Linked DNA regions of Homo sapiens: regions 1 and 3 are each linked to region 2. A link is a loop called in an ENCODE intact Hi-C map of the cell type or tissue named here. Cell type or tissue: PC-9. All regions are shown on one strand.

Region 1 (8,000 bases), 240 kb after region 2:
GTCCCAAGAGGAGACACCAGACACCCCCCCCCCCCCCGCCACCTACCAGGTGAGGACACAGAGAGAAGGCAGCCATCGTCAAGCCAGGAAGGGCTCTCACCAGAAACCAGCCATGCGGGTGCCTTGATCATGGACTTTCCAGCCTCCAGAACTGCGAGAAAACAAATTTCTGTTGCTTGAGCCACCCAGTCTGTAATGTTTTGTTAGGGCAGCCTGAGCTAAGATGCCCTGAGCATTAGAAAGGGCCCTAGGGGGACAAGAAAAGGGGACTTGGACCTGGCAGTGTAAAAATTGCGCTGGTGGTGCCCTGCACAGGCCTTTCACACAGTTTTAAAATAGCAAGTAACATCTACGTGGGTGTAAGGGTGCTAATTTTCAACGTCCTTGACTTCAACTTTAAAACTTTAATAATATAATTGCGGCCAGGTGCAGTGGCTCATGCCTGTAATCCCAGCACTTTGGGAGGCCAAGGCGGGCCGATCACCTGAGGTCGGGAGTTCAAGACCAGCCTGACCAACATGAAGAAACCCTGTCTCTACTAAAAATACAAAATTAGCCGGAATGGTGGTGCATGCCTGTAATCCCAGCTACTCGGGAGGTTGAGGCAGGAGAGTCGCTTGAACCCAGGAGGCGGAGGTTGCAGTGAGCCAAGATCTCACTGTTGCACTCCAGCCTGGGCAAGAAGAGTGTAACTCCATTTCAAAAAAAAAAAAAAAAGAAAAAAAAAACCACTTTAATAATATAATCAATCCTTGGTATCTACAGGGGATTGGTTCCAGGACCTTCTACAGATACCAAAATCCACAGATGCTCAAGTCTCCTATACAAAATGGCATAGAATTTGCAAATAACCTATGCATATCTTCCTGTGTACTTGAAATCATCTCTAGATTACTGATAACATCTAATCCAATATAACTGCTATGTAAATAGTTGTTATACTGTTTTGGCTTTATTTGTATTAATTTTTACTGTTGTACTTTTAAAAAATATATGTTTGATCTGTGGTAGGTTGAATCCATCATGCAGAACCCACGGATATGGAAGACTGACCACATATCCCTGCCTTAAAAAGTCAAACCAGGCCGGGCATGGTGGCTCATGCCTGTAATCCCAACACTTTGGGAGGCCAAGGTGGGCAGATCACGAGGTCAGGAGATCGAGACCATCCTGGCTAATGCGGTGAAATCCCGTCTCTACTAAAAAAAAAAAAATACAAAAAATTAACCTGGTGTGGTGGCAGGTACCTGTATAGTCTCAGCTACTCGGGAGGCTGAGGCAGAAGAATAGCGTGAACCCGGGAGGTGGAGCTTGCAGTGAGCCGAGATTGCACCACTGCATTCCAGCCTGGGGGACAGAGCAAAACTCCGTCTCAAACAAAAACAAAAAACAAAAGTCAAACCAGACCATGAAGCTTATAATGATGTCAGGGTGTCCTCTGCTCTTCCCTCCTTCAATCTCTGATTCTCACCACCTAGGGATAAATATTCTCAACTCTTTTTGTTATTTAACAACTGAATATGCACACACTGCTATTTCTTGATTTATAGATTTTTTTTCTTTTTTCTGAGATGGAGTCTCACTCTGTCACCCAGGCTGGAGTGCAATGGTGCAATCTTGGCTCACTGCAACCTCCGCCTCCCGGGTTCAAGCAATTCTCCTGCCTCAGCCTCCCAAGTAGCTGGGACTACAGGCATGCGCCACCACGGCTGGCTAATTTTTAGTATTTTTAGTAGAGACGGGTTTCACAGCTTTAGCCAGGATGGTCTCAATCTCCTGACCTTGTGATCCGCCCACCTCGGCCTCCCAAAGTGCTAGGACTACAGGCGTGAGCCTAGCCGATTTTTAAATGCCTTTTAGTCACTTCTTTTCATGGAAAAAGAGGATTTAGTGCTCCTCCTCCATCTTGCTTCCCCCTGTGTCCTCCCAGTGAACTACATAATCATGGTGGTTAATCAATATTCCAGGCTTACATTATTCCTATTCTGTAACTCATGTTTGCTGATGGGTCAAGCTACATATTTTTTTCCTTGAATAATTTTTCATTTTTGTTTTTCGTGTGCTTAATTTTCCTCCCTGTCACTCATTTTCCCCCAAAGCTCAGAGCTGTAAACCCCTTCTGATTATGGCCAGACACTTTGTGCTCCAATTTGATCTCTTTCTCAGGCAGATTCCAGCCATCATCAGATGCTTCCTTTTATTACTTAGCAAATCCCCTTGCTTTTCTCTATCATGGGTCCTCTCTTTGCAGGATTCCATCCATTCCTCCTTCCTATCTTGCTTCTTCATTGTGGTGGAACACATCTTCCAGGCCCTTTCTAAGAAAGGATGGATGAGAAATAAAGGTGCAGTTCTGCAAATGTTTTCATCTTACCCTCACACTTGATTGGTGGTTTGGCTGGGTAAAGACATCTAGGCTGAAAATAACTTTCTCTCTGAATTTTGAAGGCACGGCTTCATTGACTTCTCATTTCCAGCCTTGCTGCTGTTGAGCGTTGAATATTATTCTGCCTCCCATTTCTTTGTATACTGCTTACTTTTTGCCCCCTTCTCTGGTAACTTTTAGATTTTCTCTTCATCCACCATGTCTTGAAATCTCACAGGGATTTAGGTGGGTCTTCCCTGGCTTTGCGGGTGGTAGGTGGACCCTTCCAATCTGAAGAGAGCCAGACTGCATCTCCCCTTCCAGCTTCCTCTTACTCCTAGACCATCTTTTTGAATTTAGAAACCAAGAATTTGGCTTCTTTATGCTCTCATCTATGAAGAAGTGGTTTTCATCACTAATAGTAAGAGTGTAACAAACGAAGCACATTCATTAATTCCTCCACACACGTGTCTTCCACAGGGGAGTGGGGAGTAGGAGGGTGGTCTCCAAGCTCCTTCCTCCTCCCCTGTCAGGCTGGCTTTTTATTTTTATTTTTTTTTTTTTGAGACAGGGTCTTACTCTGTTACCCAGGCTGGAGTGCAGTGACGCCATCTCAGCTCACTGCAGCTGCAACCTCCTGGGCTCCAGCGATCTCCACACCTAAGCCTCCCGAGTAGCGGAGACTACAGACACGTATCACCACACCTGGCTAATTTTTGTAGAGACAGGGTCTCACTATGTTGGCCAGGCTGGTCTTGAACTCCTGAGCTCAAGCGATCCTCCCGTCTCGGCCTCCCAAAGTGCTGGGATCACATGCATGAGCTACAGTGCCCTGCGAGGCCGGCTGTTGACCACACTTACATCCTCAACTCCGCCCACCTTTGATGGACAGCATATTAGTCAGCCTGGGCTGCCATAACAACAGAAATGGTTTAAACAACAGAAATTAATTTTCTCACTGTTCTGGAGACTGGGAGTCAAAGGTCAAGGTGCTAGCAGGCTTTGTTTCTTCTGAGGCCTCTCTAGATGACCACCTTCTGTGTCCTCACATGGCCATCCCTCTGCGCCTGTCCACCTCTGGGGTCTCTCTGCATGTCTGAGTCTCGTCTTCTTTGAGAACACCTGGTAGGTTGAATTAGGGCCCATCCTAATGGCCTCATTTTTAACGTAATCACCTCTTTAAAGGCCCCGTCTCCAAATACAGTCATATTCTGAGGCACCGGGGGTTCGAACTTCAACATGTGAGTTTGGGGGAACACAGTTCAGTCCCTGTAGATGGGGTGCTCAATAATGATTAGAAACCCCACGGTGCTGGTTAAATCTAACCACTGGTTCATGGGCCAGGTGAAAGGAAACAGACGCAAATCAGGAAGGATTCTGTGTGAGTGCACAGTAGCCAGGTCACTCTTCTGGGAGGGTATTGCAAAGTCGAAACGCGGCATGCTCCACCTCCAGCTCACCACCGTCCAGCCCAGGAAATCCACAGGTCTTTGCAGGTGCCATGCACGCTATGCTGACACAGCACAAGGGACACTTACTGATAGGTCCTGGGAGGACACTGAAGGACAGGACTGCCTCCCGCATCTCCACAGTGACTCTTGGCCACACCATTTGTTACATTTCCTGGGTGCCTTCCTAAACCTCCAAGCTGCCCTGGAATCCCTTGACTCCCATCTACAATATATTATTAGTATAAAGGGAGTCGACGAACTCACAACCACAAGCTGCAAATTCCAGTGACGTCAGGGTCAGGCAGATAACATAAGCAAAGGAAGGAGACAGAGGGACGGACATATGAGAGAGAGTGATGAGGACTGGGGCTAAGTGGAGAGGGACTGCCCTGCCAAAAAGCATTTAAATTCAATGCGTGTTGGAACACCATCCCAGCCAAAAAACAAAACAAAACAAAAAAAAACCAACCAAACACAAACCAACCAACAAAACCAAGTTTGCTGACCAAATGCAGCCTCCAAGCATCTAGTTGGTGATCTCCACTGAGGATATATGGTTAAGAGGACAGGCTTTGAAGACACAGACCTGATTTTGAATTTCACTGTTTCTGTGAAACAGTCTGGTCCAAATGTTAGAGATGTGTGAGAAATATATGAAATAAAGCATGTAGTGCTTAGTGCAGTCCTGACACATAGCAAGTGCTAAGTTAATAGTAGCTATTAATATTACTGTGGTAAATAAGAAAGTAGTGACGTGATTCTAAGCCTTCACTTCTCAGGAACAGTGCGGAGAGTACTCACGTGTGGAGTGGTGGTGCCTCCTGGTGGTCATAATTAGGAACTGCAGAGCAGTGTAGCAGGCCTAACAGAATGATTAGGAGCCAAGAGGGCTAATTTACGGTCAGACAATGGGTTTGACTCCAGTTCTGCCATCTGCGAGTAGGTGACACAGGTCATTCACCTCCATGCTTAGCCTCCATATTCAACTGCCCTACACCTACAACCCCACGGAGTGGCTCTGACAACTTAACAAGACAATATGATATCACTTTTAAGGGCTTTACTGCATACTAAGTGCTACGATCCTAGGATGATCCTGGCATGATGTCAGAACTCAGAACACCGCAGCACCACACTGCCAACATCCTTCTCTCTTGTGAGAAGGTGAAACAGGTGGGTCCCCAGTTGTTACTTATTTTTTCTTTTATTGGGTGGCAATGAGAAGGGGTTACTCTGGACCGGAGCCCCTGACCAGAAAAATAGATCTGCTGTATCACCTGAAATTCACTGGAGCAAAATATTCCTTTGAGTTATGCATTGCTCTATCCAGACTTCTCTTTTAAACCGGAAGTTCCCCCAGAAGGGTGACTGTATTAGTTCCAAATACCCACATGAGCATGAGTTTATCAGCTGCTCCCCTCCCTGACAGGAGGAGGGGACTGGGGGACACTTTGTGCTGTCATTACCTCCGTTTGGGACCCCTGCCCCAGTCACAGCCTTCTGCCCACTTGCCATTGCTGGCCTACAGAGCTGGCTTCCTGCCTGCCTGTGATGGGAGACCCTGCCTTCAAGCTGGCTGAGTTGTCCCCAGGAGGTAGAGAACCAGAGGCCAGGCCTGACCTCAGACTGCAGGGTCCCCTCTCCCACGGCCCTCTGGGGAAGCTCCCCGCACCCAGGCCTCCTCAGCCCTGCCCCTCCTCCCCAGGTCCTGAGCTCTTCTTCCAGCAAACAGCGGCAGCATCTGCCTGGAAACACAGGAAAGGTGCCTCCACTTGTATCCTTTCCTGCCGCCAGATGGAGAAATAAAAACAGGAATAACAGATCCCACTGCCAGAGCACGTGTGCTGGGGCCTCTGCTGGGCACTGCAGACCCATTGGCTCATTTCATCATCTCGCCAACCCCATGTGATAGATGCAATGATTGTTCACATTTCACAGATGAGAAAACTGAGGCTCAGAAGGGTGAGTGAGTTGCCGAAGGTCACAGAGCTTGACAGCGGGGGAGCCTGGGTGGGAACCAGGCAGACCAATGCCTGACCCTTCACCATGGTGCAATGTTTACCCAATGGGAAGCCATCCCTTCCACCTCCAAATCCAAGAGGCTGCTGCTGACCAAGATCCAGCCCATTACCCTACTGTCAGATTGATCACATGAGCATGAATTATCAAACTGACACTCTGACCCACCCTGACAAATGTCACTGGCCAAATGTGTGACTGGTCATAACTGACAGATGGACAGACATTTGGCTTGGGAAAGCTAGGACCTGGCTAATGTTTGCTTTTAAAAGATCTTAATTTTTTTTTTCATTTTAAATTGAGGTATAATTTACAGCCTCTAAAATGCCCACATTTTAGATTGATGTACAGTTGATGTGGTTTTGTTTTCTTGTTTTTGAGATGGAGGGTTGCGTCTTGCTCTGTTGCCCAGGCTGGAACGTAGTGGCGTGATGTTGGCTCACTGCAACCTCCACCTCCTGGGGTCAAGGGATTCTCCTGCCTCAGCCTCCCGAGTAGCAGGGATTACAGGCATGCACCACCACACCTGGCTAATTTTTGTATTTTTAGTAGACATGGGGTTTCACCATGTTGGTTAGGCTGGTCTTCAACTCCTGACCTCAGGCGATTGGCCCACCTCAGCCTCTCAAGTGCTGGGATTACAGGTGTGCGCCACCCCGCCTGGCCAGATTGATGAGTTTGATACACGTGTATGTCCCAGTCAAGCTACAGGACATTCCTGTCACCCTAGAAATCTCTCACACCCCTTTCCAGCCAACCCCTGCCCCCACTGCTCTAGGCAGCCACTGCTCTGATTTCTGTCACTACAGCTAGGTTTTGCCTCTTCTAGAATTTCATACAAATGGAAGTACTGGGTATGTACATATTTATGTGTCTGCTTCCTTCACTTAATGGCTTTTAAGTTCATCCATGTTGTTCCCTGCATGTCTTTAATTTCTTCCTTTTTGTCCCTGAACAGGATTCCATTTTAAGCGATCGGGCACAGTTTGTTTTTCTGTTATCCTGTTGAGAGTCATGTGTGTTGTTTCTAGGTTTTGACAATTATGCCTAAAGCTGCTATGAACATTCTTGTACAAGTCTTTTTGCACATATGTTTTCATTTATTTTGGGTAAATACGTGGGAGTTTAAATGCTTGATCACAGGGTAGGTATATGTTTAACTTCAAAATAAAACCTGTCAAACTGTTTCCCCAAGTGGGTGTATGATCTGGTCAATTAATTTTAACTACTCATCTGGTGAGCCAGAACTACCTACCAACTGACTTCCTTTCCAGACAAATACCATGTGACTCATGAGCTGGGCTTCCAGGGACTAGAATTGTTCCTGGGGACAGGCTGGGTGCTGACCAGAAGCAAAGGATGACATTTGAGAAGTTACCTGGCTGGCTGCCCGCCTTCTGGGGCCTGTGCTGCGCACTGCAGACCCACGGTCTCCCTTCTGCCCCAGCTCCTCTTGCAGGCTTCTGAGGCAAAAGAACTTCTGCCAGGCCAGGCATCCCAACTCCCTCTAAAGAAACCCTCAGCAAGATGCTCATTCGGTCCCTCACATCAGTGCCAGGTGAAGAGAACGTGACCGGGGCTATCCTGAGGCTGCGGGTGGCCAGGGACGTAGGAGGGAGAAGGCAGGAGCTCTCTAGGCCAGACTAGAGTTCCATGCTCAGGCGTGAGGCTGTACAGCCCTATGGTACACCTCAGATCTGGGAGAGGGAATTATCTCACCTGTGAGAGTGTGGACAATACTGTCAATAGCAGCTCAGCCCTGGCCTCATGTCAGTTATCAATTGCTGTGTAATGAAGGATCCCCAAGCTTACGGGTCAAAATGATTATTCATTCTATCTCACAAACCTGTGGGTTGACTAGATGGCTCTCCTGCTCCACGTGGTTGGCTAGGGCGACAGGACACTGGAGCTGGAGCATCAAAGACGGCTTCTCTCCATATCCAGAGCTCAACTGAGATGACTGAAACATCTGGGGTTGACTGGGCGTCTCTCTTCTTTCTCCATCCATGTGGCCTGTCCATGGAGCTAGCTTGGGCTCCCTCATCACATGGTGGTCTTAGGGGCATCAGGCTTTTTTTTTTTTTTTTTTTTGAGATAGGGTCTCACCTTGTCACCCAGGCTAGCATGCAGTGGCATGATCACGACTCACTGCAGCCTCGACCTCC
Region 2 (8,000 bases):
GGGGAGGCAAGGTCTCCCTGTTGATTTGCAAAGCTCCCTCTAGTGGTTTTGGGGAGGGCTGAGGATGGTGGATGAGGGCTTTTGGTGGGGTGGGGCTGGGAGGGATGGAGAGATGATTGCAGAGAGGAGTCTAAGATGCGCGCCCGCAGGAGTTGGTGATGCATGTGGTGGTTGTGAAGGGTGAGGAAGAGAAAGGGGACAAGGACAACGCCCCTCTCTTTTGGTTTGTGTAGCCACTGGGTGGGTAGTGGTGCCTGAGAATGATGGTGTGGGGGGTGAGATTACTTCTCTGAGCCTCAGCTTCCTTATTTGTGCTCCCAGCCTGTGGTGGGGATTATTAAGTGAGAGAATGCATGAAAGAGCGGTCAGCGCAGCCCCCACAACGTGTCTTTTTCCCCCAGACTCATCACCTGGGATCTGCTTCCTTCCTACCACGGCATTGGTGGAATGGAAGGTAAATATCACTCACGCCCAAGTCCCTGGATCTTGTTTCCTCATCTATACGATAGGGACAAGGGCCCTTAACCTACAGGTTTCTATGAGATTTACAGGATGACACTTTATGTGAATGAAGGGCCGTGGGCAAGCCTGGGTCCGAGAGACGTTTCCTCTTCCTACCTCCTCCCTTCTGCAGCATGCCCTAACAGAAACTTTTTTTTTTTTTTTTTTTTTGAGATGGAGTCCCACCCTGTGGCCCAGGCTGGAGTGCAGTGATGCAATCTTGGCTCACTCCAACCTCTGCTTCCCATGTTCAAGGGATTCTCCTGCCTCAGCCTCCCGAGTAGCTGGGACTACATGTGTGTGCCACCACTTCCAGCTATTTTTTTGTTTGTTTGTTTGTTTGTAAAGACAGGGTATCACCACGCTGGCCAGGCTGGTCTTGTACTCGTGACCTCGAGTGATCTGCCTGCCTCGGCCTCCCAAAGTGCTGGGATTACAGGCGTGAGCCACCGTGCCTGGCCCTGACATAGGTACATTTACGTGCATGAAACATACGTGTACATACTTGTGCTCACACATTCCTCCTGCCAATTTCTTCCCTCAACACACGCATACATGCACACACTTACACACACATTTATGGTACCCACCTCCACACATCCCTTGAAAAATTCAAACTCAGAAGGTCTCTAGAGCCCCACTTGCTATCAATGAAAATACAATGCAAACCATATATATCATTTTAAGGTATCTTGTAGACACATTAAAAGTACAAAGTAAAAGTACACATTAAAAGTACAAAGAAACACTGAAATTAATTTTAATACGACATTTCATTTAACCCAATATGTCTAAAATATCATTTCAACATGTAATCAAAACAAAATTTGTTTGAAACTTATTCAAACTTATTTTGATATTCTTGGTGGGATTTTTTGTGCGGTCTTAAAAATCCATGTGTATTTTACACTTACAAGACGAGTCACATTTCAAGGGCACAATCACCACATGTAGCTTGTGCTATGACACTGGATAGCACAATTAGGGATTATCTACTCAGAACCCTCATTCAACAGATGGGGAAACTGAGGCCCTGAGTGGGGCAGTGACTGGCCCTGAAGAATGCAGCCTGGCCGCTTTATCCCACAACACCCTGCTGTGTAAGGTATCCAAGGCCCCCATCTACCCCTGCTGTCTGCAGAGTGGCCCCGGCAAAGCTCCATACCTGGCCTTCCAGAAGAGGTGCTGCCCATGCATTAATCAGGCTGGGGGTGGCCTGCAAAGCCTACTCGTCTATCATTCTCTCCTGGGGGTGCATCATTTGGAAGCATCAGGGTTCCCTGCAGGGAGGGAACACTTGAGTCCTCCCCCTTTTCTTACAGCCCCCACATGGGGTGGCTGGAATGCAACCACGTGGAAGCCAGGCAAGGCTGGGACAAGGGGAACATGGTGACTCTATCTCCCTGGTGGGCCTGGTCCTGGGGTCAGGAAATTCATTCTGCCTGCCTTGGTTCTGCCATTAGCTACTGAGGCCAGAGTTCACGGACAGTGGGCAGCTGACCCAGATCCCATATCTCTTCCCAGCTGTGAAAGCTTCTCTGCCAATCAGCCACCAGAGTCTTCAAGGCTAAATAAGAGGTAATGAGTCCGCTAGAAAAATGGGTCAGAGGCCAATTAACTCAGGCTCAGATGTGGCTGAGAGCCTGCTTTAACTATGGCAATGCCTACAGCACGAGGCAGAGCTGGGGGATTGGACCTTTCGAGAGAGGGGTTGAAGATGGAGCCTCAAATGTCTGAGGGGCCCAGGGCTTGCGGGTGAATCAGAGTCCCAGGCCAGCTTCCTGGGGACTTGCTACCTGCCCTGCCACCTGGCCCTTGGAAAGCAGACAAGGGCATATGCCACATACTCAATGCTTTGAGTATCATCTCATTTAACCCTTTCAACAACACGGTGTGAGATGCTGTACAGTGGCTGTCCCCATTTTATAGATGAGGAAACTGAAGTGCAGCAGGGGAGGGAACCTGCCCAGAGTCTCACAGTCAGTAATGGGAGGAGCTGGGATTCACACCCAGGTGAGCTTGACTCTGGGGTAGGGCTAGAAGGTGCACTTTCTGTTATAGTTTCACCCAGGGTCAAAGCCAGGCTCATTTAGGCCAGGCTCTTTCGTGCAGCCAGATGTCTCTCTGAGCTCTTGTTCCAGAGAGCCAGCTGCACTGGGAGGTATCTCTGTAGGTCCTGGGTGCCTCATACCCTCCACACTCAAACCTGAGCTCCCCTGACCTGCCCCTGCCCTGTCCGCCTCATGGAGACAGGAGACTGTCCACATGGAATTAGACTCCCAAAGCCATTCTGATCTCCTGCTGCTCCCTCAACCTCATACGCAGTGATCCATGCAACAAACATACACTGAGCATCTGTGATGTGCCAGGCACTGATCTACGTTCAAAGGAGGAACCAGTGGACAAAATCAACAAACATTCCTACGTTCCATCTCTCAGGGGCTGACTCAAGAGGAAACATGAATAAGCAAATGATGTGCCCCGGGGACTGCCTTGGAGGATGTGGAGCAGGGTGAGGAACTGGGAATCTTGGAGGAGGTTGCAATATTTATTGGGGTAGTCGGAGTGTGCCTTATTGAGAAGCTGACCCTTGAGCAAGATTTTAAAGGATCAAGAGAATGAGTCATGGGGGTATTGAAGGGAAGAGCATTCCAAAGAAGGGGAACAGCCAGTGCAAAGGTCCTGAGGAAGAAATGGCGCTTGCAAGCTCAAGGAATAGCAGAGTGTGGGTGAAGAGGAAGGAGTAGGAAGAGGAGAGAGATCTTAGCAGGAGATGAGGTCAGAGAGAAGACAGGGAGCGGGCAGATCATGCGGGGCCTTGTAGAACAATGCAAGGCCTGGCTTTGACCCTGGGTGAAATGATGCCATCTGATTTACCTTCAAAAAGGCTCACTTGGAGAGGGGAGGCAGGGAGGCCAGTGAGGTGGCTGCAGCCAAATTCAGGTAAGAGAGGAGAGGGTGGCTGGGACCGGGGAGAAGGGGTCAGATTTGAGTGTGTTGTGAAGACCGAGCTGCCAAGGCCTCCTGATGGGTTGGACAGGTTGACAATTGAGAAGGGGGAGTCTGCAGGTGGGGCAGGTTTGGGGAAAGATCAGGAGTCCCGCTTTGGAGCTGTGATGTGGAAAGCCCTCCTAGACATCCCAGTGGAGCTGTTGAGAGAGTCAGGTTTATGGGCTTCCAGATGGGGACAGAGGTCTAGGCTAGAGTGGCTGGCATGTGGGTAGATATGGTCACCAAGGGCTGGCCCCCAGGGCCTTGGGGAGAAGAGGAGGGATGAACAGAGGCAATGAGAAGGAGTAGTTGCAGGGTTGGAGGAGAACTAGGAGAGCTGAGCTGTGCCGGGTCAGGTAAGATGAGGACTGAGCATCGCCCAGGAGACTTAGCGATGTGGAGGTCATCAGGGGCCATGTGGGTGAGGCCTGGCAGGAGATCCTGTGTCTGAGCAATCTATACCTTTTATCCATGTGGCAGGCTGAATAGCAGCCCCCATGAGGTGCCAGGCACTAATCCCTGCAGCCCCTAAATATTGATATTAGCTTATGTGGCAAAATGGTCTTTGTGGCTGTGATAAGGATTTTGAGATAGGAAAATTATCTGCTAATTTATGGGCCCTACATACAATCCTTATAAGAGAGAGGCAGAGGGAGATTTGACACAGACAGACAGATGGCAATGTGACACCGAGGTAGAAATTGGAGTCATGCTGCTATAAGTTAAAAAGTGGCACAGCCACCAGAAGCTGGAGGAGGCAAGGAATGGATTCTGGCCTGGAGCCTCCAGAGGGAGCACAGTGCCCTTGACTCTTTAATTTCAGCCTAGTGATAATGACTTCAGACTTCTGGCCTCCAGAGCTGCGAGAGAATAAATTTCTGTGGCTTTAAGCCATCATGTTTATGGTAATGTGTCATAGCAGCTACAGGAAACAAACACGCCCCTTCTGGCATCAGGTCCCCTACTTCCCACCCTCCTTAGTCATCCTCTGTCCCTCATCCAACAATTGTCACAGCCTCATCACCAGGCTCCTGCTCCAGGCTGCCCCAGCACCTGCCCTCCCCACACAGAACCTGATGGGGTAACTTCGATTCCTAATACCCTCTGCATGGAGCCCACATTCATTAGCCTGAAGCCCAGTGCTTTTCCTGATAAAGCCCTAACAGTCTCCACACTCATTTCTCACCACTGGCTCCCACCACTTATGCTCCATAACCTCCATGCAATTTTCCTTTGCTACATGTTCTCTTAAGCTTCTGAGCCATTGTACTTGCTGTTCCCTCTGCCTGGAACACCCTTCCCTATCCCAGAAATAGGCATGGTTTGTTTCCTCATCGAATTTAGGTCTTTACCCAAAGAGCTTTTCTGATGACCATTTTAAAAGTGCAACTCCCTTTTCAGCCCCACATTCCTGATTCTCTTCCCCTACCTTGTTTTTCTCCGTGGTGCTTATCACTCACTATATATGTATTTAACTAATTTGTTTGTTGTCTTGTGCCTCCAATTAGAATTAAATTCCACAGGGGCAGGGAATGTAGTCTGTTTTGTTTACACTTGTATCTCCACCACCAAGGAATATGTCTGACATGTAATAAGAACTCAATAGATATACGCCGAATGAATGAGTGGGTGTATGAATGAATGAGCAAAAGAGACAAAAAACAAAACAAAACAAAACAAAACAAAAAACTAACCAGGTGTGGTGGCACATGCCTGTGGTCCCAGCTACTCAGGAAGCTGAGGTGGGAGGATTGCTTGAGCCCAGGAGGCGGAGGTTGCAGTGAGTTGAGATCATGCCACTGCACTCCAGCCTGGGTGACAGAGTGAGACTCTGTCTCAAAAAAAAAAAAAAAAAAAAAAGAGACTCAGAAGGAGAGGTCAGTGATATAGGAGAAAAGAAAGCCAGGAGCACATGATATCTCTGAGGCCAAGAGAGTTAAGTGTTTCTTAAAAATATAGAAACTTCTGAATCATCCATTGTAAAAATGAGTCAAGTCTAGGTATAATGCTAATGTATTTTTATTGCATAAAACTTTTTCGGGGATTTGATTATTGGCATGGCCTACCTGTGAGCCACAATATTTATTCAACAAAAGACCCATTCAGCTAGTTCCGCCAAACTCTTACATTCTCTGTAGATGAGGACGCCTTAAGTGCTGAGCCCTGCGCTATGCTTCATGCTGTGATTTTCCCACCAACCCTTTCCATGGGGTCTAGGGGCAGGTAAACAGAGTGGCCCCTCACCGTTTCCTGATCCCATTTCCAGGAAGTAACTAGCAGGAAAAGCTTGATGTGTAGCATGGTGTGTCTATATAAGGAGACACAAAGCTATGTCATTTTGAAAGTGGTAGTCCACGAATCCTATTATCTCGCAACTGTTCTCCCTCCCCAGTCCCAGTCATCTGTGGACATCTTTCCATGTCATTATTGAAAGATCTGTGTCATTTCTCCCATCACTTTAGGGCCACCTCATCCCACCCCAGAGTAACTATGGAGACCAGTTTACTGTGCGCCTTTCCTGGTGTGTCTGATCTTAGTCTCACCATGATCTGTCTATATAAACATACACATATATACACACAAACAACGCTGTGGGGAGGGACGCACGCCCTGTCACAGAGCAGCAGCTGCTTTCTGCAGACCAGCTCTCTCACCTGGGAGTCCCCCACAACCCATTCCCAGCCTCTAAGAAGCCCACGAGCAGGTGTGGGCTCTCCAGGGAGGTCGTGGTGGGGAAAGCAGCCCTTTCTGTGAGAGATGAGAGCGGGGAGCTGGGGATGGGCGTGTTAATAGTCCTCTCTTGCAACCTACACATGCTACTTTAGTTTTAGCAGGTCATGGCATCACACTTGAGTATCGGCCTGCGTCTTGCTTCCTTCACTCACCAGCTTATCTTAGAGCACTCTCCATGTGGAAATGTACAGGTCCACCCCATTGTGAGTGAGGGCTTCATAGAATTCAACAGGATGGCCAGGTCACACTGTATCCAGCTTCCCTCCCAGGGATGGATCCCCATGCAGTTCCGATCTTCTCCTTGCACGTTTGGAGGCTGGGGCTATTATCAATATCTTTACACACTAAACATTTACTTTGTGTAGGTAGATTCCTACACAAGTAGTAGGATTGCTAGATCAAAGGGCAAGGACATTTAAGATTGTAATTGATGCTGCTGCCGAGTTATTTTTTGCTATTATGGTAGCAAGTCACACTCGTCCTCCGTGCGGGTGAATGGATCCAGATGCACGTGGTTGTCAGTCCAGGCAGGGAAGTGGATGAGTAGGGAGGCACAAGGGAGCTTAAGAGGAATGGGGGCGTGTTCTGCCTTTTTTTTTTTTTTTGAGGCAGAGTCTCGCTCTGTTGCCCAGGCTGGAGTGCAGTGGCACAATCTCGGCTCACTGCAAGCTCCGCCTCCCAGGTTCACGCCATTCTCCTGCCTCAGCCTCCTGTGTAGCTGGGACTGCAGGCGCCCACCACCAAGCCTGGCTAATTTTTTGCATTTTTTTTTTAGTAGAGACAGGGTTTCACCGTGTTAGCCAGGATGGTCTCGATCTCCTGACCTTGTGATCCACCTGCCTTGGCCTCCCACAGTGCTGGGATTACAGGCATGAGCCACCGCGCCCGGCCTGCCTTTTTTTTTTTTTAAGAGACAGGATCTCACTATGTTGCCCAGGCTGGTCTCAAACTCCTGGGCTTGAGCGATCTACCCACCTCAGCCTCCCAAAGTGCTGGGATTAGAGGCATGAGGCACCGTGCCTGGCGTGAGTTCTGCTTTGCAGAAAGGATGCTGGGGGTGAGATGTATCAAAGACAGTGCAGCGGAGTGGATGTCACTCCCTCCCACCCCTATGTGGACTTCTTTCCTATTCTTCTTTTCTTGTGGGCCTTCTTATATTCCTGGGCAAGAGGGAACATCCAGGGTCAGGCTAGTGAGCACCTCCTTACATTTTGCACTTTGTCCCAGACCTGGCAAAATCATACCCATTTTACAGATGAAGAAAGTAAGGCTCAGGGCAGTGCAACGAGTGTCCAAGATCACAGGACCTTTAGCTGTGTCCCTTCTCCGAGGACTCCTGTGGAATGTAAGGGAGGCAGGATGGGGTCCTCCAGGGAGAACAGCCTGGCCAATAAGCAGAAGGGGCCTGGAGTCGGGGTGATTCTGGGGGTGCCACTAACTTAGCTTGGCAATCCTGGCTCCCCACCTCTCAGGCCACAGCTATGGCACCTGGAAAATGGGTGGGTGGACTTAGATTAAGGGTTACAAAAAGAAATGGCTACAGAGGACCCAGGAGACAAGTAGATCTGGCCGGTACACGGTTCTGAGACTTTGTGGATGCCAGGCCTGGGGTACTGTGCAATGATGGGGCATGCTAGGGCCTGGGCACTAGAGATGATGTCCTGGCTGAAGGAGCAGCCTCTACTCATGCTGGGAGCAGGGTCCCAGGAGGGGAGGCTGGTGCAGTATTGCCAGCATTTTTTCTTTTCTTTTCTGTTTTTTAAGACAGAGTCTTG
Region 3 (8,000 bases), 96 kb after region 2:
GATCCCAGCTGCTTCCCAGCCCCCAAGAGGCTTTGTTGTTTTCAACTTGATGTTGAGTAGACCAGACACATGTTCTTTGGCTGTGAGTATTATCAGCGCAAATGCTCTTATATTAGCTCCTGTATTGGTTGTGTATTGCTTCACAGTAAGCCACCAGAATTAATGGCTTAAAACAATAACCATTTCATTAAGCTCATGATTCCATGGGTTGGCTGCAAGGCTTCCTGGCTAGGCTGGTTGTCTCTACAGGCTCTCCCTCCCTGCATCATGGTCAGTTGGCCAGTGGCCTGGGAGCTGGGTGATCTAGGACAGCCTCCCTCGTGCAGCTGGCAGTTTGCATGCTGCTGGCTGGGGGCTGGCTGGTTGTTGGCTCAGCTCCCCACATGACCTCCTGTCCTCCAGCAGGCTAGCTCGGGCATGTGCACCTGGGGCTCCCAGGCTCCCTGGTGCATCAAGAGAGAGCAAACCCCAGTGTCCTGGTGCTTTTCAAGCCTCTGCTTGTGTCACCTTTGTTGTTGTCCCATTTGTCAAATACAAGCATATGGCCAAGCCCATATTCAAAGCATAAAGAGAGAGATGATGAGAGGAGTGGCAGCCTCACGGTGCCAAGGGCATGCATGCAGGACAGGAGGCTATGATTAGGATTAGTGGTCATCTTTGTAATCTACACAGCTGCCCCCACTCTTCAGACAGCAGACATTCATCGAGTCCCTGCTGTGTGCCAGGCACTGTGGCAGGGAACAAGACAGGCCTTGTGCTGTGGGCATGTGGCCTCTAGTCTAGCCAGTGAATAATCACATGATGAAACATAACTAAAGCAGAACAGGTGTGATGAAGGAGAGCCACACAGGGCCGGGAGACCAGGCAACAGAGAGCTCTGGGGGGACTGTGGGAAGACTAGGAGTTGCTAGATGATGGGCACGGGGGAAGCATTCCAGGCAGGGAAGAGCACGCGCGAAGGTCCTGTGGAAGGAGGGGCCTGGCACACTTGACCACTCCAAGAAAGTGCCAGTTTCTTTTAAGTGTCGGCAACCTTGGGCTGGGAAAGGAACTTCTGGTTCGCAAAGGTCCCCTGAGCATTTCCGTGCGATGCAGTCTCAGGAGGGAGGTGGCTGATAACCTTCCCACGGGCAGCTCCTGGGTTTTGTGGGCTGGGAGAGGAGACCCAGGAGGGATTTGAGCATTGGGAAGGGTGTTGTGGGCACAGAGTTCAGTTTGAGGAAGGGGGAGGAGGAAGCAAGGAAGGGGTCAGTTGCAGAGGATTTGGGAGGGACTGGTGTGTGAGGGAAGTGAGGGGTTTTGGACTCAGTCCTGCTGGCTGGTGGTCTTTGAACCATGGACTGAGAATGAGGTGATCAGATGCTGGGGAGGCCCGTAGGGAGGGTGCACAGAGGAATGACTTGGGGACCCTCCCCAGCCACACCCCAGGTCTCCAACCCTAAGCCAGCCTCTACGTCCATGTGCAGGGCTGGGAGGGCCATCCTGGGGGCGACCGCAGCATCGAGTCCCCATGCGGATCTGCCTGCCCAGTCCCATAAGCAGCCTTTGATGTCCCTGGAGCCTTCAACAGCTTCTCTGAAGGCAGATCAGGGGCTGTGGTTTTGGAAAAGGCCTAGCATCACTGGGTGCCAGAATCATGATCATAAATGAACCAGCACAGATTGGAAAAATGGGAGGAGTCTGGAGTGTGGGTTCCAGCTTCTTGCCAATGTCTCCATGAAACCGTGCAAGTAGCTGCCCAGTCCTGAGCCTCCGTTTTCTCACCTGGAAATAGGGCCAGCTCCCATCCTCCCTGGGTCAAGTGAAGAGGAAGCTTTGAGGGCTGTTAACCTCAGCACCTTCAGTCTAATGCTTGTGGACAATGCGGGCACCCCAGTGACTGCACGGTGGAGTGAAGCAAACTCTCCTCTTACCAGGACCCATGTCAGTGGAACTTTCTTCCCCAGAATAAATAGAAACCATGGCAACCGGGATATGTCATGTGGACTGGCAGCCTGTCCCAGTGATGGCCAGGAGAAGGGCCTGGCACAGATGCGGGCCCCACTCACAACTCCACCCGCTGTGGGATGACCCACCGGGACCCCTTAGTCCTCCCCTCCTGCCTGAGGTAGGACTGAGAAGTTCAGTCCTGACCTTGGGTTTCCATTCAACCTCAGATTTTATTATTACTTAATAGTAAAATGCTTGTCCCGGAAAGCACGTCTCAAATGAGATAAGTTGAAGCAATCCTGGCTCCTGCCCCATGTCCTGATGGGTGCACTAGGAGTTATCAGGATACTGCTGGATGTGGGCACTGAAATGGCAGCAAATCTACTCTGAGAGGGAGGGCGCTGAGCCTGTGAGCGCCTTCAGTCTTCAGATGGCCAGCGAGGTGGTGGCATTAATATCCCACTTTACGGAGAGCCTCAGCTCTTTACCCGGGATTCACAGCTAGTATTTGACAGAGCTGGCATTCGAACCTGCATCTTCATGCCCCAGGACTTATTTCCACACTGGCTTTAGCTGAACTGGAGGCCCAGCCACCACATGGCAGGCAAAGAGCATTTGTCGCTCCCTGCATTGAGGGGGTGACTGGTCTGTGACGCCTGCCCCCAGCACAATGGGTCCAGGGGTGGTAGAGGGGCATCTGAGGCAGCTTTGAAGGCCAGGGGGTTTTTCCAGCCCTTGTGTTTCTGCCTTATGGCCTCCTTGTGCAGCTCTGGCAGGAGTGGACAGGTGCCCTCGCTTCTAGAAGCATGGTCTTGCCTTAGCTGGAAGTTGAGGGTGGAGCTTCCTGGAGTCGCTGGCTTCACCTGCCTCTGCAGCCATCCAGACAGGATGCCAAAGCCCCAGCTTGGGTAACCCCCTTGTCTCTTGGAGCCCCAGTGTCCTTATCTGTAAAACGAGGAGATCAGTGACTCAGGGACAGCATAGCATAGTGGTGCTGTGCATGCACGTTAGGTCCTAGGACCTTAGTTCCAATTCTGTCTGTGACAATTACTAGCTGTGCACATCTAGTAAGTTACTTAACCTCTCTATGCCTCAGTTTCCTCCTCTGTGAAATGGGGATAATAATTGCATCTACTTAATTTGTGGTAAGGTTTGCATAGGGATTTCATCATATTGGGACTGGAGGAGTTGAGTAAGAAGAAAGGGCAAAACCTTGGTCTAGCTTCCGCCAATTTCTGGGCAAAAGCTGAAGTTAGCACAAAGTCAGCCCAAGCATGCTCCACTGCACTCAAAGTACAGTTCTGCTGCCAGAACCCAGCCAGGGGGAGGGGATGGGAACTGTATAAGAGTAGGACGGATGCCAAGACTAGTGAGGCATTTTAACAACATGAGGCTGGAATGTGGCATTGTGTAAGTCCCACAAATGAATATGTGCGGTGAGGTTGGAAGATAAGCGAGGGTTCATTTGGTGAGACCATTCGTATAGTCAGACATGAGTTTAAACTGACCCTGCAGCTTAGAAGCTGTGTGGCCTCAAGAGCTTACTTAACTCCTCTGAGCCTGTTGGCACACCCAAAAAGAAAAACAACTCATTTCATTTTGCTAGATTGTCTAAGGATTAAAGAGATGACAGAAAGTACCAGTGCCTGGCACAGAGTAGATGCTTACTAAGCACCCCAAGAGTGTCTTATGGGGTGCTTATGTGATTCAGTCGGTGCTGCTGCTGAGTGACCACAGGGATATGCTCAGATATGCTGCAGAGGTTTCCTTCTGTAGTTAAAGGGCAGGGAGTCATGCCCTGTATGAGACATTTTTCCTTAGGGAAAATGAAGTCATGGGACTTGTTCATCTGGATAGTGCAGTCCAGGGGTGTATGGGGCTTGGGGTACTGCAGGCAAGTCCCTGGGACAGTGTGGCTGAGGGATGGGGCATTGGGTCTAGGAGCTTGGTGCAGAGCTCAATCAGGAACCTTGAAAGAAAACACAATGTGAAGACTTTCTACCTTGAGGACAGTGGGGCCGTGGAAGGATTTTAAATGGTGGGACGTCACTTTTTTTTTTTGAAGAGTTGGTGTCCTACTCTGTCACCCAGACTGAAGTGTAGTGGCATGATTATAGTTCACTGCAGCCTTGAACTCCTGGGCTCAAGTGATCCTCCTGCATAAGGCTCCTGAGTAGCTGGGATTACAGGCATGCGCCACCATGCACAGCTAGCTTTTTTTTTTTTTGTCTGTTTTTCAGAGATAGGTCTCGATATGTTGCCCAGGCTGCTCTTGAATTCCTGATCTCAAGCAATCCTCCCATCTCGGCCTCACAAATTGCTGGGATTACAGGTGTGAGCAATCGCACCTGGCAACTTTTTTTTTTTCCCCCAGGAAAACTCTACTAATTGGCCTGGAAAATAAATGGGGGAGGGTGAGCTAAGGGGCTGCTATGGGGATCCAGGCCAGAAGGGTGAGAGGCTGAGCCAGAGTCGCAGGGATGGAGGGAGAAGAGGTGACTGCAGAGGATGAGGCAGCTATCAGGGCACCCTAGGGGTGTGGTGTGGCACTTTAGTGGTCAGTGCTTTGCAGAGACGAGGCACATGGGATTAAGCAAACACAAAATCCCAGTGGGCATGAGGATGTAGACCAGGGCACCTTAGAAGCGCAAAGCGGCTTTAGTCACTTCCCTTGCGTGAGATTTGTTTAATAGAAGCTTGCAGCTTCGCAGCACTTAACAGGTGCTGACGGGGGCATCACAATATTGTGAAATTAAGCTGTGAAGCCGACTTCATTACCAGCTTACCTGGCGATGAAGCAGCTGCCTTAGTTAGCACTGATGGTTGGGCATGACAGAGCTAAAATTGAACTTGGCAATTACTGCTCATGAGAGGTTCTCAGTACTGTGAAAGGAAGGTTCCATGGAAATCAACCCTGGTAATCACAGGGTTTAAAATTAGTCAGTTACTATTAAGGTTGCTCTGTCAGCATATGCTTCAGGGTGATGTGAGGGAAGGGGGCGTGGAAGCTTGGGTTTGGGCTGTTGTGGGTTACCTTATGTTCACCTGCACTGCATTTAAGAAAAAAAGTTGGTTCTAGGACAAAGGTTCGAGAGTCCCAGGGTTAATATCATGGTGCAGGGTGGCCATTTGGATAATAGGTGGTTTTAAAGCCTTTTTTTTTTTTTTTGAGTATTTTTTGAGACAGAATTTCGCTCTTGTTGCCCAGGCTGGAGTACAATGGCGCGATCTCGGCTCACTGCAACCTCCGCCTCCCAGGATCGAGTGATGCTCCTGCCTCAGCCTCCTGAGTAGCTGGGATGACAGGCATGTGCCACCACACCTGGCTAATTTTCGTATTTTTAGTAGAGATGGAGTATCACCATGTTAGCCAGGCTGGTCTCGAACTCCTGACGTCATGTGATCCACCCACTTCGGCCTCCCAAAGTGTTGGGATTACAGGCGCGAGCCACTGTACCTGGCCTAAAGCCCTGTTCTTTTTATTTGCGTAAGCTCACACCCTCTCAGCTTTGGTGTTTTCTATTGACTTAAGGAGGTTTCCTGACTCGCTTCTGGTCTCTCCTTGGGATGTTGCACAGGAAGAGCTCAGCTCTCTGTGGGTTCCTCCTTGCCCTGGAGGAAGCAATGATGTGATAGGATGGGAGGTTCCTGAGTCCTTCACAGAATTGTTTTTGGTAAACCTTGGCTGGAACATCTCAGCAATCTCAGAAGATTTGTCCCCGTTTTGTGAATAAAGACAGCAAGGGGCTGATATGGGCTTGGTTGCTACTGTAGTGAAAATCAAAGGACAAAGCTTATAATGATTCAATTGTGAGTTTGCCTGGGCTGTGTGCACTGACCCTCATCAATAAGAAGATGGAAGTTGACTCCTTGCTGTGAGCCTCAACTTCCTCATCTGTAAAAGGGGAACTTGTTTTGTGCAAGTGTGAGGATTAAATGAGATCATCAAAGCACAGTAGAACCTCAGCATGGTGGCTGTTGGCTATTAACAGTGATATTTATGGACCAGACCAGGCACTTTCCATCGATGACAGCTGCTTTGACAAAAACCCCACCAGGAGGGAACTATTATTCCCATCTTAACATTAGTAAACAGAGGCTCAGAGAGGATCTAAGTTTGGCCAAGATCTAAGGGTACAGCCAGGATTCAAACCCAGGCATTCTGGCCACAGAGCCTGGCCATTGTCCCTGCCCCTCACCCTGGGAACAGCTGAACAACAAGGAAACAAGTAACATCATAGCTCATGCCTGTCATCCCAGCACTTTGGGAGGCCAAGACGGGAGGATTGCTTTAGGACAGGAGTTAGAGACCAGCCTAGGCAACATAGTGAGACCCTATTTTTACAAAAAAAGAAAAAACACAAAAATTAGCAGGGTGTGGTGGCACATGCCTGTAGTCCCAGCTACTTGGGAGGCTGAAGCAGGAGGATCTCTCGAGCCCAGGAATTCAAGGCTGCAGTAAGTTATGCTCATGCCACTGCACTGCAGCCTGGGCAATAGAGGGAGACCCTGTCTCAATAAATAAATAAATAAGAGAAAAAAGAAAAGAAAAAAGAAAACAAGCAGCTTGGACAAGCTGCCTCCATGGATAAGAAGAGAGAAGCATTAAAACTGAAAGATCATTTGCAAAAGGCTGCAGCTTCTCCACAGGAAGCTGAGTCATCTCTCTTTGTTTTGAACCGTAACCATCACGTTGCCTCAGAATCTGAAAAATTAAAAAAGAACTAAAAAAATGCTGAGTTTCTTCATGGTGCAGAGGCCCTTCTTGTCTCCACACCAGAAGGAGCTGAGCAGAGGGGCCACAGCGATGGGACCCCCTCCAACCCACATTAAATACCTCCACCTGAATATTTATTGCAACGGCAAGAGCACTGCACCTGGAATCCGGTCTCACAGCCTTGGATTTGCCTTGCTAAGCCTCAGTCATCCAACCTGCCAGGCAGGTGCACCTGCCGCAGCCCTGCCTTCTCTGTGGAGCTGGTGCTCTCGGGGTGCACGAGTCAGGGTTGGGAGGATGCTTTCTCACCTGTACACCTGTGGATGGTACGATCACAACCCCAAATGCCTCCTCCCAGTACATTTGGCAGAATTCAGTCCAGAATCTGGGCCTTGGCCTAGCTCCTATAAACTCCCTCTCCTACAGATGGTGGGGTTCAGTAAGAGTTTGATGAAGAATGCAGGGGCTTTCTGTGCTTGTCTGGTATCACCCAGCTTCTGCCTTTTAAAATGCCTCATTCCTTATCTGTGTACTCAAACTCTGCCCCTTCTCCAAATCTCGGCTTGACTGACACCTTTTTCATGAGGCCCTCGCCCAGGTGACCACCCTGAGACCCTTACCGGTGAGTACTGTCTTCCTTATACTCACCTCTGTGTGTAAGCTGGGCTTCCTGTGAGGACAGGGGCAGTGTCCTGATCACACATTGCTCCAGCTTCTGGAATTATGACCTATGTGAAGTAGGGAGGAGGCAGAGGGAACAACAAAAAAAAAGTTTTTTCAGTGAATGAATAAATAAATGAGACTTGAAAGATTTTTACCTTTGTGTTTTCTCTCTGACAATCAATTATACCTTTCACTTATCTCTTGTTTCTGATGAACAAGTTTAACATTCAACAAGCAACATGGCTTCTTGCAACATCAACAAATGCCCATCATTTTCAAGGCCGCATAGTATTCCATTCTATGGAGAGCCATGATTTATCCAATCCTCTATCGATGGACTTTATTGTCATTTTCATCTTCTTATAAATAATGATGCAATAAATATCCTTGTCCACACGAATTTGAGCCTAGAAAGTTCTTTATCATCCTAAGCTTATATAAATATTCATGGACAATTTCCTCTTGCATGCTTACAGCTTTGTGTGTGTGTGTGTGTTTCTAAATCTTTGGTATGTCTGAAATTTTCATCCATCTTTGTATCGCGGTGCAAAATGCACCTCTCTTTTGCCTTGAGACGAGTGTCATGTGCCTTGGATCTATGGGTTGTGTGCACTTTCTATCTGGTGAGCACGCACTGTGTGTCAGGCCCCATGCTGGGAGCCAGGACCCAGAGATGAGCAAGACAGACGAT

What was found. Peaks named below come from ENCODE experiments on the same cell type or tissue, not always from the same donor. Only the 100,000 strongest peaks of a DNase experiment are listed, where the experiment ranks them.
Region 1: it touches region 2 in a loop (20-fold over the local background); 43 of 110 quality-filtered maps call a loop at or near these places.
Region 3: it touches region 2 in a loop (10-fold over the local background); 3 of 110 quality-filtered maps call a loop at or near these places.

What each region holds. Positions count from the first base shown.
Region 1 is chr20:44,076,295-44,084,294 of GRCh38, forward strand. No RefSeq gene overlaps it. Among named protein-coding and RNA genes, the nearest start is that of JPH2, 110 kb to the right of the region's middle. In PC-9, CTCF peaks have their summits at 4,645 (motif pointing left) and 4,858; DNase peaks (open chromatin) are centred at 4,637 and 7,147; H3K27ac peaks cover 477 bases.
Region 2 is chr20:43,840,649-43,848,648 of GRCh38, forward strand. No RefSeq gene overlaps it. Among named protein-coding and RNA genes, the nearest start is that of LINC01728, 50 kb to the right of the region's middle. In PC-9, CTCF peaks have their summits at 11 (motif pointing left), 215 and 4,197; DNase peaks (open chromatin) are centred at 2,973, 4,373, 5,113 and 5,553; H3K4me3 peaks cover 524 bases; H3K27ac peaks cover 5,278 bases.
Region 3 is chr20:43,936,241-43,944,240 of GRCh38, forward strand. The region is part of intron 1 of TOX2 (TOX high mobility group box family member 2); the gene reads left to right. Among named protein-coding and RNA genes, the nearest start is that of TOX2, 25 kb to the left of the region's middle. RefSeq lists enhancers at 1-344, 345-845, 6,384-6,884, 6,606-6,935. In PC-9, no CTCF peak of the experiment used is centred here; DNase peaks (open chromatin) are centred at 2,871, 3,221, 5,481, 6,871 and 2 weaker places; H3K4me3 peaks cover 2,324 bases; H3K27ac peaks cover 8,000 bases.